Regions from separate parts of the Homo sapiens genome. Here region 1 is linked to region 2. A link is a loop called in an ENCODE intact Hi-C map of the cell type or tissue named here. Cell type or tissue: PC-3. All regions are shown on one strand. Links, peaks and the distances in the headings refer to the core of each region. The heading gives the core; the rest is flanking DNA. Region 1 overlaps TJP3 (tight junction protein 3). Region 2 overlaps PIP5K1C (phosphatidylinositol-4-phosphate 5-kinase type 1 gamma).

Region 1 (6,660 bases), core at 825-5,824, 54 kb before region 2:
TTTGTCCCCGCCCCCCGCCCAGGGCTGGACACAAACACCGAACAAGAGGCCCGCCCAGAGGGGACGGGGCCGGTACCAAGTCACACCGCCCCCGGGTACGGGGCTCCCGGGCCGCCGTCCCCTGTGCCCCCCCCCCCCGCCACCCCATCTCCAGGAACAATGGCAGAGAGGGCGGTTTCAGCGAACAAATACACCGATTGGGGAGGGGATTCTGAGAGCTGTGCCTGGAGGCAAGGAAGAAGTCAGCGGGAACCAGAAGTGCCGGGTCCTGAAGCTTGGGGCGGAGTGGCCTGGGTCTGGCCGCATACCGCTGCAGTCCCAGTCTACCCTGGCTGGTGGGTCTGAAGAAACCAGCCCAGGCTCCATGCCTGGAGGGTGAAATCCCTCCGGAGACAAGGATCGCCCCCCGCCCCGCCCCCGCCACGGCGCACCCCAGCCGGCTTGCTCACCCCACCCCTGCCTCTGCCTGGTAATGCCTGTTAATAGCTTTGTACACAGTAGGCACCCAATAAATGCTGGTGCTCCCTCGTGCAGCCTTGTAGGAGGTGAATGTTCACCAAAGCCACCCCAGCCCCCAAATGAAGTCACTGCCCACCGTGCCACCGCGGGCGCCCAAGCTCAGCCGGCTGCACGCCCCCAGCAAAGGGGGATGAACATCTTTTCTGCCCACCTACGATGCGCCAAGCTCTTAAAACACATTTTTCTCTCTGTTTAAAATGCCGATCACCCATTTTTCGGATGAGGGAAGGAGAGGGTTCACTCACTGGCCCCACGTTACACACAGCATAGTGGACAGAAAATTCGGGATTTGAACCCAGCCCTGCGGTATTAAAGGAGGCCGGTCCTGGGGCAGAGGAGGCTCCAGAAGAGATGGTCTTTGGAGGCAGGGAGGGGGGCGCGGACGCGCGGACGCATCTCGAAGTGCAACCTCCAGCTAGCCACTTCATCCCTCTGGGACTCAGTTTCCCTGCCTGTTATGTAGGTAGGCGTTCTGGGGTCCTGGGTCCGACTCCCAAACCCTGCTTTCCCCCCACCCCACCTCAGCCCGAGCCCCTCCCCCTGCCACCCTTGGAGGGTTACTCGCCTGGAATCTCACCGCCATGGTCCACCTGGGGGCTCTCCAGCCCCCCTACCCGAGGGGGTCCTGGAAACAGTCAATCGGCCCCCACCCCGGGCTGGGGGAGGGGGCTGAGGAGAGTCACAGCGGGCTGAGGGCCGGGCTCTCGTCCTCCTCCCTCCAGCTCCGCAGCTCCCGGCTGCACCTGCCCCTCTTCCTCCTCCAGGTCTCGGGTCAGCCCCGCCCCTGCCCAGACACGCCCCCTGGACGCGGCGGAGGTTTCTCTCCCCACCTCCCATCACAGGAGCCAGGTCCTGAGGCGGAAACTCCAGGCCGGGTTATCCACGCAGCCGAGAGGGGGCCGGCGGCCGCGGCCAGAGCCCGGCCCGACAAGGCTGCCAGCAAGACCCGGCAGGAATAACCCCCGCGCTTGGAACGGAGCCTACTATTTGGAAGGTGTTTCCGTCCGCGAAATGGGCACATTTTGAGGTGCATCTGGGAGGCCTCTTGGATTAGAAGCTTGTCGAAGGCCAGAGACCTCCTTAGCATAGCGCTGGTCCCTGGGTCACCTTATCTCTGGAAGGTTTGCCCCATTCCACAGAGGGGAACCGGAGGCCCCAGAGGCCAGAGGCGTGGACTCTGAAGATACAACAGCGGCTGCGTGCCTTTTTCCTGCGGTCTTGGCCTGCGGGCTCTGTCTTCACACCCAGCATCCAGAAAAGAAAGGGGGCAGGGCAGGGCCGGGCGCGGTGGCTCATGCCTGTAATCCCCAAATTTTGGGAGGCCGAGGCGAGCGGATCACGAGGTCAGCAGTTCGAGACCAGCCTGACCAACATGGTGAAACGTCTGTCTCTACTAAAAGTACAAAAATTAGCCGGGCGTGGTGGCGCATGCTTCAGCTACTCGGGAGGCTGAGGAAGGAGAATCGGTTGAACCCGGGAGGCGGAGGTTGCGGTGAGCTGATATCACGCCACTGCACTCCAGTCTGGGCGACAGAGTAGAGTGAGACCCTGTCTCAAAAAAAAAAAAAAAAAAAGAAAAGGAAGGAAGGAAAGAAGGGAAGGAAGGAAGGAACGAAGGAAAAGAAAGGGGCAGAGTGCAAGGCAGGAGGAAATTCTTCAGGCTCTGGGAGGGAGTAAAGGTCGTTTCCTTCTTCTCACCCAGCCCAGCCCAGCCTCCCGCTCAGGGGCCTGGGATTCCGGGATTCCTAAGGTTAGACCTAGGAGGGACTGGACCAGGGTAGGAAACCTTCAAGTCACCTGGGTGGGCGGGGCTGGTCGTGGCTGCACCCCCACATTCCTTACTATAAAAAAAAAAACCTGCGCCCAGCTGTGCCTGGGCCCCACCCCAAGGTTAAAAGGGTAAAAGGGCAAAGCTACACATAAACACCCCTTCCCAGCCTTATCCAGTCAGGGCTGGGCAGGGACAGGAGTCCCAGGTTGTGGCTAGGGGTGAAGAGCATAGAGAAAACTCTAGCGGTAAAAGAAAGGCTGCCTGGAGGAGGGGGCATCGTAGCTGGGGATTTGAAGGTTGGTTAAGAGTTTGCTTAGTAAACAAGGCCAACAATATCAAAGTCTTAGAGGGTCCCCGAAGATGACATCTCACCTCCTCCACTGCAATTGTACCCAAAACACTAGTCCAGAGACCCAAGTCAGCTACAGTCAGCCCCTCAAGGGTCTCCAAGGGCCCGAATAAAGCATTGCCAAAGCCTCTTGTGGGGACCCACTTGGAACTTCAGAGCTAGGAGAGTTCTAAAACCAGCTCTCACCTATTTGCTGTGTGACCTCAGACAACTTACTGCCCCTCTCTGTTCCTCAGTTTCCACATCTGTAATTGGGGAAAATAATAGCCCCTACATCACAGGGTTGTCAGGAGGATTAAAAGGGGCGTAGAGGCCAGGCACAATGGCTCACTCCTGTAATTCCAGAACTTTGAAGAGTCAGGTGGGAGGATCACTTGAGGCCAGGAGTTTGAGACCAGGCTGGGCAATATAGCGAGACCCAATCTCCATACAAAATAAATAAAAAGGAGCATGTAGTTCTCTTCCCTTTTGCGGCCATCACAGAAGTGGGAGCAGCCAAAATGAAGTTCAATCCCTTTGTGACTTCCGACCGAAGCAAGAATTGTAGAAGGCATTTCAACGCACCTTCTCACATCGCATGAAGGTTATATGTCTTCCCTTCTTTTTTTTTTTTTTTTTTTTTTGAGACGGAGTCTCGCTCTGTCGCCCAGCTGGACTGCAGGCACGATCTCGGCTCACTGCAAGCTCCGCCTCCCGGGTTCCCGTCATTCTCCTGCCTCAGCCTCCCGAGTAGCTGGGACTACAGGCACCCGCCACCACGCCTGGCTAATTTTTGTATTTTTAGTAGAGATGGGGTTTCCCCATGTTGGCCAGGCTGGTCTCGAACTCCTGGCCTCAAGTGATTAGCCCACCTCGGCCACCCAAAATGTTAGGATTATGGGCATGAGCCACTACTCCCAGCCACACACACACACATATTTTATAGATGAAGGTTCAGAAAGGGCCCCAGACTCACTGAAGGTTGCACAGCATGGGTTCCTGGAGCCCCAAACTCTTTCCAAGACCCCATGCTGAGCCAATGTAGAAACACCATTAACCAAAACTAAGGCTTACTGAACACCTACTGTATACCTACAGGCAACTCAGCCCTTCCCTGTGTGACACTCCGCCACCAGCAGGTGGCGCAAAAAATCATTTTAGATGATTAAGGTCCAGCGATGTCCACCACCCCCCAAGACGGACACTCATTCTGTCACCCAGGTTGGAGTGCCGGGCGCAGTCTCGGCTCACTGCAAGCTCCGCCTGCGGGGTTCACACCATTCTCATGCCTCAGCCTCCTGAGTAGCTGGGACTACAGGCGCCGGCCACCACGCGTGGCTAATTTTTGTATTTTTAGTAGAGACGGGGTTTCACCATGTTGGCCAGGCTGGTCTCGAACTCCTGACCTCAGGTGATCCACCCACCTCGGCCTCTGAAAGTGTTGGGATTACAGGCGTGAGCCACCACGCCCGGCCAGTCCAGCGATCTTTAAATAGCCGTGTATTTGTTTTAATGAGTCGTGAGAAAAACACATCATTCCCTACCGGCCCGCACACGTCAAGGTTCGTGGCTGCCATTGCTCAAAGCAGTCTCTGCTTAGGTCTGGCAAAATCGGACAGGGGTTCTGCAGGGGACTGGAGCTGGTAGAAAATCCTGCATTCGGGCAGATCACCTGAGGTCAGGAGTTCGAGACCAGCCTGGCCAACATTGTGAAACCCTGTCTCTACTGAAAATACAAAAATTAGCTGGGCGTGGTGGCGCACGTCTGTAGTCCCAGCTACTAGGGAGGCTGAGGCAGGAGAATTACTTAAACCTGGGAGGCAGAGGTTGCAGTCAGCCAAGATTGCGCCACTGCACTCCAGCCTGGGCCACAGAGTGAGGCCCTGTCCACCCCGCCCCCCACCACCCCAAAAAAAAAAAACCGCAAGAAAAGAAAATGCTGCATTCCTGTCCTACAGGCTTTCTGACTTCAGCGTCTTTAAAATAAGAGGCTTGGCCAGGAACAGTGGCTCACGCTTGTAGTCCCAGCACTTTGGAAGGCCGAGGCGGGAGGATCTCTTGAGGCCAGGAGAGACCAGCCTGAGTAACAGAGTGAGACTTCCATCTCTACACACACACAGACACACACACACACACACACACACACACACACACACACACACACTTTTTTTTTTTTTTTTTTTTTGAGTTGGAGTCTCGCCCTGTTGCCCAGGCGCAATCTCAGCTCACTGCAAGCTCTGCTTCCCGGGTTCACGCCATTCTCCTGCCTCAGCCTCCCGAGTAGCTGGGACTACAGGCACATGCCCGGCTGATTTTTGTACTTTTAGTAGAGATGGGGTTTCACCGTGTTAGCCAGGATGGTCTCAAACTCCTGACCTTGTGATCCGCCCCCCTCGGCCTCCCTAAGTGCTGGGATTATAGGCGTGAGCCATCGTGCCCGGCCTTTTTTTTTTTTTTTAATTAGCCAGTCTTGGTGGCACTTGCCTGTACTCCCAGCTACTTGGGAAGCTGAGCTGGGAGGATTGCTTGAGCCCAGGCGGTGGAGGCTGCAGTAAGTCATGGTCACACCACTGTACTCTCATTCCTGGGCAACACAGTGAGACCCCCATCTCCACATCCACAAAAATTTTTAAAAATATCTTAGGCAGGGTGCAGTGGCTCATGCCTGTCATCCCAGCACTCTGGGAGGCCAAGGCAGGAGGATCACTTGAGTCAGGAGTTGGAGGCCAGCCTGGCCCACAGGGCAAAACCCATCTCTACAAAAATACGAAAAATTAGCCAAGGATGGTGGCAGGCGCCTGTAATCCCAGCTACTCAGGAGGCTGAGGCAAGAGAATCACTTGACCCTGGGAGGCGGCGGTTGCAGTGAGCTGAGATCACGCCACTGCACTCCAGCCTGGGTGACAGGGCAGACAGCACAACACTATGTTTCAAAAAAAAATAAAATTATATATATATATATATATATATAAGCTATGGCTGGGCACAGTGGCTCACGCCTGTAATCCCACTTTGGATGGCCAAGGCGGCCGAATCACTTGAGGTCAGGAGTTTGAGACCAGCCTGGCCAACATGGTGAAACTCTGTCTGTACTAAAAATATAACAGTCATGGGCCAGGCGTGGTGGCTCGTGCCTGTAATCCCAGCACTTTGGGAGGTCGAGGCGGGCGGATCACCTGAGGTTGGGAGTTCGAGACCAGCCTGACCAACATGGAGAAACCTCGTCTCTACTAAAAATACAAAATTAGCTGGGTGTGGTGGCACATGCCTGTAATCCCAGCTACTAGAGAGGCTGAGGCAAGAGAATTGCTTGAGCCCGGGAGGCGGAGGTTGCAGTGAGCCGAAATCGGGCCATTGCACTCCAGCCTGGGCAACAAGAGCGAAACTCCGTCTCAAAAAAAAAAAAAAAAGTCACCTGGGCGTGTTGGCACCCGCCTGTAATCCCAGGTACTCGGGAGGCTGAGGCAGGAGAATCACTTGAACCTGGGAGGCAGAGGGTGCAGTGAGCCGAGATCGTGCCACTGTCTCCAACCTGGGCGACAGACTGAGACTCTGTTTCAAAAAAAAAAAAAAAATATATATATATATATATATATGTATGAGCTGGGTGTGGTAGCAGGCACCTCTAGGCGCTGAAGTGGGAGGATCATTTGAGCCCAGGAGGTCGAGGCTGCAGTGATCCATGATCTTGCCCTTGCACTCCAGCCTGGGTGACAGAGCTAGACGCTGTCTCAAAAATAAATAAAGAAATAAGTGGGTTAAAGTCCTAGCAGTGAATGGGGCTCCCGGGCCATGTTTACTGGCATATGCTTGGCTGCAGCCCCAGTTACACACAACACTCGTGCGCCCACTTTGCAGCTGAGAAAACTGAGGCCAGATGGTGAGCTGGCCTGAGGGATTTGGCTGCAGCTCTGTTTGCCCCTGCACCTCGAACTCCAAGCCAGTGCCTCTCACCAGAGGGGGACCCTTGGCAACGTCTTGAGACATTTTGGTGTTCAATACCAGGCCGAGCGCGGTGACTCACACCTGTAATTCCAGCACT
Region 2 (6,660 bases), core at 1,166-6,165:
TCCCGTGCACCCACCGAGAGCAGCACAGTGCCCATGGGGGCCGAGGGGCGCTGGCAGGGCTGATAGGGTGGGGCATCGCCGACCCAGGCCCAGGTTTGACTTTCCTTCTCCTTCTGTGTGACCTCGGGTGGGTTCACCCCTCCCTCTGAGCATCTCTTTCCGCGTCATAAAACAGAAGGGCTCCCGCCTTCTCTGCACTCTTTGCTGGCTTTGTAAGGCCTTGGTCCAGAAAGACTTTTTGTCTCTCGGGGAAATTCTCCTCTGTCCCCTCTCCCGAGTCCACACCCAGCCGGGTCCCCACCCCTGACGGCCCCCGTCTGCACCGCGGACTCCGCACCCACCTCCTCACCTGTCTGCACCTCCCTGAACCTCGCCCAGTTGGCCCCTCACATGTCCTGGCCTCCCCTGCTCACCTCAGCCGGCCTGGAAGCCAGGGCCAGACCAGTTCCAACGCACTGCTGCCCAGCCCAGAGCAGGGAGGCAGCCAGAGGGCCGAGCCCTACGGAGCAGGGCACCTGCCGCACCCTCCTGCACACACTCCGGCGCAGCCTGAGTGTCTCCACGGGCTCATAATAATCCCCTTTGAGGGCCTGCCCCAGCACCCCCAGCTGCCAGACCTCAGCCAGCCCTCCCTTCCCCAACCCTCAGCCTCTTCCTCTAGGAAGGGGGAATGGAGTGAGAAGATGCTGGCAGAGCTGGGGTGGAGTCAGCCCTGACCCACAGCCCCTGTGATTGAAAAGAAGCATTTGTCTCCATGCCCCTGGGCCCTGGGTGGTGCCAGCATCGGAATCCAACAGGGAGGCACTCCCCTTCGGTACCCGCCTCTGCATGAGCCTGGAGGACGCTGCTGTTATCCGTGCAGCGTGGCTGCCTCAGCCACCTTGTGACCTTTGTGCTGCCGTTCCCTCCGCCTGGAACTCCCTCCGGCTCCCACGGCATCCTTGTTCGGCACTGAGCTCAGACAGGACCAGCCCAGGGAAGCCCCCCCTTGCTGATCCGCACCCCGCCTGTCACCCCACATCAAACACCCAGCCCTGCGCCCACCCCTGTTGACCGTGAGCCCCTTGAGGGCGAGACCAGGTCTTCCCCAGGCCTGCATGGTGGACGCCAGCACGTGCGATCCCTGCAGTCGCTGACATCGCTTCCCACCTCAGGGCTCCGAGGCCAGGAGTCCAGCCCCAGAACGGGGCCTCACCAGGCTAAAGTCAAGCTGTGGGCAGGGCTGGGCCCAGCACAAGCTGCAGAGGAGAATCCGTTTCCCCCTTTTCCCAGCATCTAGAGGCGCCCGCATCTGTCGGCTCAGGTCCCTTCCTCCCTCTTCACAGCCACAGCGCAGCCTCTTCCAGTCTCTGTCTGACTCACCCTCTCGCCCCCGCTCGTGAGGACCCTGTGAGGACATCGGGCTCCCAGGTCCCCCAGGATCATCTCCCGTCGGTCTCAGGGCCTGTAATCACAGCTGTAGAGTCTGTTCCCGTTCTCCAGATGAGGACCCCAGGGCCCTGCTGCTGGGAGCCAGGGCTGGGGATGTGGTCCTGGGTCCTAGGAGCTGAGTCTCGCCTGCTCCCCTCGTCCCAGCCTCCTTGCATGGAGGAAGGTGCTCCCGGCTCAGCCCAGGCCTGGGCTCGTTGGCTCAATCCTGCAGGCCTCTGTTGTCCTCTCTGGAGCTGCGGCCCAGGCCCTGCTGCGCTGACCGGAGGCTGCGGGCCCAGGAGCCAGGGCAGGGCTGGGGGTCCCCTCGCAGCCTCTCTTACCCTTCCACAAACCTCACTCTGGAGAGGGGCAGGGAGGGCGGCAGCCCTGGGGACCCCTGGCCAGTTCCCACTGACCGCAGCTGCCCAGGTGCTGGGCGCTCCCTGCAACTCCAGCCTGCCCTCGCCCCAGCGGGGGCCTGCCCCCCCTCACTCCCCACGCTGGCACCTGATTTCCCCATGCCCGAGCCTCTCCTGGCGCCTGCCTCCGAGGAAGCGGGGCTTGGTCAGTTCAGACCTGCTCAGTTGTTGACTGCCCAGAACCTCATGTCTGGGTGTGAAGGGGGTCAGAGCCGGGGGAGGTTTGCTCCCTATTTCCCCTCCCCTCCTCCAGGCAGGTCCAAGCCCCAGGCCCTCCGTGGTGGGTGCCAAGCCTAGGCGTCACCAGCTGCCCATCTCCCTGAGGCTGCAAAGCCTCTCCCCTGCTCTAGGCCCCAGTGGCTGCCAACCAGGGTGACCATGGCAGGCCCCAGTGGCCCCCACCCTCATCACATCCTCCCAGCGCACTCAGTCCATGTCTTCACTTGTGTGTAGCCTTGAGACCAGCCCCACGCGGAGTTACACACGCCAGGCCTGGGGCGCCAGAAGGTGGGCCGGGGGCTGGGCCCAGGACTCCCAGAGGTCACCGGTTTCCTGTCTGATACCCAGCTTGTCTCTTCTGCAGGTTTGGCTCAGAAGAAGGCGGCCCCAACAGAGGTGAGTGTCTGGAGCGGACGAAGGGCCTGGGGTCCCCACCCTGACCTGCTGCCTCCCTACTCGCGGAGAAGCTGTGTGGCCTGGGGCAGCTCACTACACCTCTCTGGGCCCCAAATGCCGTCCAGTGTCCACAAGCAGGATGAACGTGAGGTCTACACCAACTGCGTCTTGAGAGGTCGGGGTGAAATTCCGTGATGGAGGAGGGGGCCCTGCATCTGAGGGGCCACACCCTCAGTGGCAGGGGTGCCTGGTCAGGGCTGCAGGGGCAGGAAGGGCTTCTCTGGGTTCCAGGCCACGTGGAGCCTGGATTCTGGGGGGTGGGCGGTGGGGAGAGAGCAGCTCTCGCCGGGGGACTGGGGGCAGGAATGGAAGACCTGGCTGGAGGGTTAGACGCTGCCCAGAGGGCGATGCCCGAGGCTACCAGCTGCACCCACGCCCTCAGTGTCTGTGAGCCACACAGGCGTAGTGCACAGTGAGGCTGTGTGCAGCCTATGTGTGCATGTTTGCCTGCGTGCGTGTGTGCACGTTTGTGTGTGTGCATGTTTGCCTGCGTGCGTGTGTGCACGTTTGTGTGTGTGCATGTTTGCCTGCGTGCGTGTGTGCATCTATTTTTGCTTGTGTGGATGTTTGCCTGTGTGTGTGCACGTTTGTGTGTGTGCATGTTTGCGTGCATGTGTGCACGTGTTTGCCTGTGTTCATTTGCCTACGTGCGTGTGTGCACGTGTTTGCCTGTGTTCATGTTTGCCTGAGTGCATGTGTGTTTGCCTGTGTGCCTGTTTGCCTGCGTGCGTATGTACACGTTTGCCTGTGTGCACGTCTGCACGTGTGTTTGCCTGTGTGCATATTTGTCTGTGTGTGTGCACATCTGCATGTACATGGGTCCTGTCATTGCTGCCCGTCTCCTCCCGAGAGCTTTCTCTGCACGTTGGCCCTGCCTTTGCAGCTTCTGCCAGCCCCGTGGCGCCGAGTGGCCTTCTTCCCAGCCCCAGTGGGCGCAGTGGGGTGGGCCGTCCTCTGAGGGCACCCGAGCTGCTGCATCTCCCGTCTTCCCGCATGCAGTCCTCAGGGCACCTGTCCATGAGCCCCATTCACAGGAGCAGTCCCCAAGGCACCTGTCCCACCTGGGCCACCCTTGGCCCTGCGTCCGTAGCCAGAGCTTGGAGGGCTTTGTCCACCAGGCCTGGGACCCTGGGATCCTTCCTCAGAGTCCCCCGGCGTGGGGGCAGTGTGGAGGGTGGCGCGGGTGGAGGGTGGCCCGGGTGGCGGGGTGAATTCCTGGGGAGAGCCTGCCCCCTGGCGGCCACCTGGGAGAATGCAGGGAACATGGCTGAGCAGCGTCGGCTGTGGAGGGAGGGCAGGGGCAGGGGTCAGGGCTGCAGGCGTGTCCCTGGGGCTGATAGCGGTGGGATGGGGTCTGGCCAGTGGAGGGTCCATGGGGTCTCCTAGCAAACGCAGTGGCGCTCCTTAAATGACGGTGCCAGGCGGGGCTGTTCTCCTTGGTTGGCCTCTGTGTCCCTTCAGGCTCCCAAGGCCCCTCCTCACATCCTCCCTCGAGGGCAACAAGCTGAGGCCCCCTGGGGTCGGCGGTCCCATCTGCTGGGACACCCGCGCTGCCCGACAGCTTGCAGGAGCCGGGCCTGACCCTGGCCAGTGAGACCATCTCCCTCAGGGACAAGGTGGTCTTTTCAATCCTTCCATCCCAGCGGTCTCACAGTTAGGGGCCCTGGTGAGGGAGAGGAGTTACGACTCCCACCACCACCTCAGGCGGTGGGTGAGATGCTCTGAGGCTGGCCTGGCTCACACCGTGTTGGCAGGAAGCCTGACCCCCGCTCTGTTCCCACCCCCACCTCAGTCCTGTTTTTTTAAAAAATACCCACTTTACTGAGATGTGATTTGCATACTGTACTCTCTGAAGTGTGCAGTGAGTGACTTTTAGTACATTTGCAGAGTTGTGTGGGGACATCTGTGGTTGCCACAACTGGGAGGTGCTCCTGGCATGGAGTGGGTGGAGGCCAGGAATGCTGCTCAGCACCCTGCTGTGCCCAGGGTGGCCCCACCCCAAAGAACGGTCCAGCCCCAGTGTCCACAGCACCTGGGGGAGACCCTGGAATTAGAGGGCTGGAGCTGCCCAATCCTCTTGCCCTTCCTGAGGAGGCAGAGGTCTCCACCTTGGAGTGAGCGCTTCTGGGTGTCCAGTGTGGGACACTGAGGGGCCCCAGCCAGCCCGCCAGGCGCCCACGGGTGAGGGGCCTCCTGCTGCACCCCGGAGTCGCCTGGACCTGCCCCCTGCCCTGTGCACCCCTGCTGGGCCCAACGACTAAACCTTTCTTCCCAGGGTTTCAGAGCGTGCCCTGTCCCGGTGGGCGTGCTCCTTAGGGAGTTAACGCTTCCTGCTTCCTCTTCCCAGGTTCTGTCCATGACGGCACAGCCGGGCCCTGGCCATGGGAAGAAGTTGGGCCATCGAGGTGTGGACGCATCCGGCGAAACCACCTACAAGAAGGTTCCTCGGCTCCCCTTAGCTGGCTGGAGGGAGCGGGACAGAGCAGAGGGGAGGGGGATCCCACTGGTAGCATGGATGGGGCCTATCGCCCCCGACACAAACCAGGGTCTGCCCAGGGACAGGTGTGGGCTGTGTGGAGGCAGAGGCTGGAGTCCTCAGTCCTGCATGAGGCCCCACTGTTTGCTGTCCTTGCCGGGCGGCCGGGCAGCATGTTCTGTGGCTCAGCCTGGCTGCAACGCCTGCCCGGCTCTGAGTCCCTGAAACCTCGGGCAGAGCCTGGGCTCTCGGCCCTGGTGAGGGAGAGGGGTTATGGACCCCACCACCACCTCGGGCAGTGGATGGGACACTCTGAGGCTGGCCTGGCTCACACCGTGTTGGTAGGAAGCCTGACCCCCACTCTGTTCCCACCCCCACCTAGGGCCTGTTTTTTCAAAAGTAACCGTTTTACTGAGATGTGATTCATATACTGTACAATTCAGCCTTTAAAGTGTGCAGTAAATGACTTTTAGTACATATGCAGAGTTGTGCAGCCGTCACCTCTAATTCCAGAACATTGCATCAGCTCAAATAGCAACTCTGTCCCTGTTAGCAGTCACCCCCATCCCGACTCCCAGCCCTGGCACCCACATCCCTTTCCTGCGTCTGTGGATCAGCCTGTCCTGGACGTGTCATAGAAGTGGAATCACACACTGTGTGGCTTTCTGTGTCTGGCGTCTCTCACTGAGTGTAGCGTCCTCAGGGTTCATTCGCACTGGGGCCCGTGTCAGAGCCTTGCTCCTGTTCATGGCTGAGTCGTGTTCTGGTGCGTGGGGCGCCCGTGCTGCACTTGTCCTTTGCTGCGTCATGGACGCTCGGGTGCTTCACACTCCTGGCCATTGTGAATTGTGCTGCTGAGGACACGTGTGTGTGAGTCTGTGTGGATACATGTGTTCGTTTGTCTCGGGCAGACACCCAGGAGTGGAATTGCCAAGTCACGTGTAACTCGGTGTCATCTTTTGAGAAACTCGCAAACTGTTCTCCATAGCAGCGGTACCGTTTTCACACCCAGCAACAGTGAATGAGGCCCAGCGTCCCCGTGTCCTCACCAGCACTCGTGATTGTTGTCTCTGATTCTGGCGTCCTCATGGGTGTGAGGTGGTGTCTCTTCGAGGTGTCTTTTTGTTTGTTTTGGTAGAGACAGGGGTTTCACCATGTTGCCCAGGCTGGTCTTGAACTCCCAGGCTCAGGGGATCCTCCCACCCCGGCCTCCCGACTGGCCGGGATTCCAGGTGCGTGGCCCCCCTGTGGTTTGATGTGCTTTCCCTTGGTGCCCAGTGGCATGGAGCGTCTTTGCGGGCTTCAGGGCCGTTTGTATGTTATCTTTGGGCACATGTCTGTTCTGTCCGTGGCATCTCGGGGAGGTGAACATACAGGCCAGACCCCCCACCACCCAGAGTGTGGCTTAGGAGGGAGACAGGCCGAAACTGGGCAGTGGCAGAAACCAACTCCCAACTCCCGACCTCCCTCCCTGCCACCTCGCACCTGCGACAGGAGCACTGGAGACCGGAATTAGAGAGCGGAGGTATGAGCCGGCTTCCCAGGGCTAAAGTGAACATGGCGCGAGAGCACACAGTGAGAATAATGCAAACGATGCCAATGGCAAAAATAACAGCAGCCGGCCGGGCGCGGAGGCTCACTCCTGGAATCCTAGCACTTTGGGAGGCCGAGGCGGGAGGA

What was found. Hi-C counts contacts between places; a loop is a spot of excess contacts. Peaks named below come from ENCODE experiments on the same cell type or tissue, not always from the same donor. Only the 100,000 strongest peaks of a DNase experiment are listed, where the experiment ranks them.
Region 1: a loop joins it to region 2, with 14 times the contacts of the local background. A loop is called at or near these places in 91 of 110 quality-filtered maps.

What each region holds. Positions count from the first base shown.
Region 1 is chr19:3,716,335-3,722,994 of GRCh38, reverse strand. The region is part of intron 1 of TJP3 (tight junction protein 3); the gene reads right to left. Among named protein-coding and RNA genes, the nearest start is that of TJP3, 11 kb to the right of the region's middle. In PC-3, for the core only: a CTCF peak has its summit at 3,752 (motif pointing right); a DNase peak (open chromatin) is centred at 1,374; H3K4me3 peaks cover 553 bases; H3K27ac peaks cover 331 bases.
Region 2 is chr19:3,663,106-3,669,765 of GRCh38, reverse strand. PIP5K1C (phosphatidylinositol-4-phosphate 5-kinase type 1 gamma) reads left to right here. Exons shown (of 18, transcript NM_012398.3): 2 at 2,413-2,444; 3 at 4,852-4,944. Among named protein-coding and RNA genes, the nearest start is that of PIP5K1C, 34 kb to the left of the region's middle. RefSeq lists a silencer at 3,630-3,739 and an enhancer at 3,669-4,499. In PC-3, for the core only: CTCF peaks have their summits at 3,543 and 3,745 (motif pointing left); no DNase peak of the experiment used is centred there.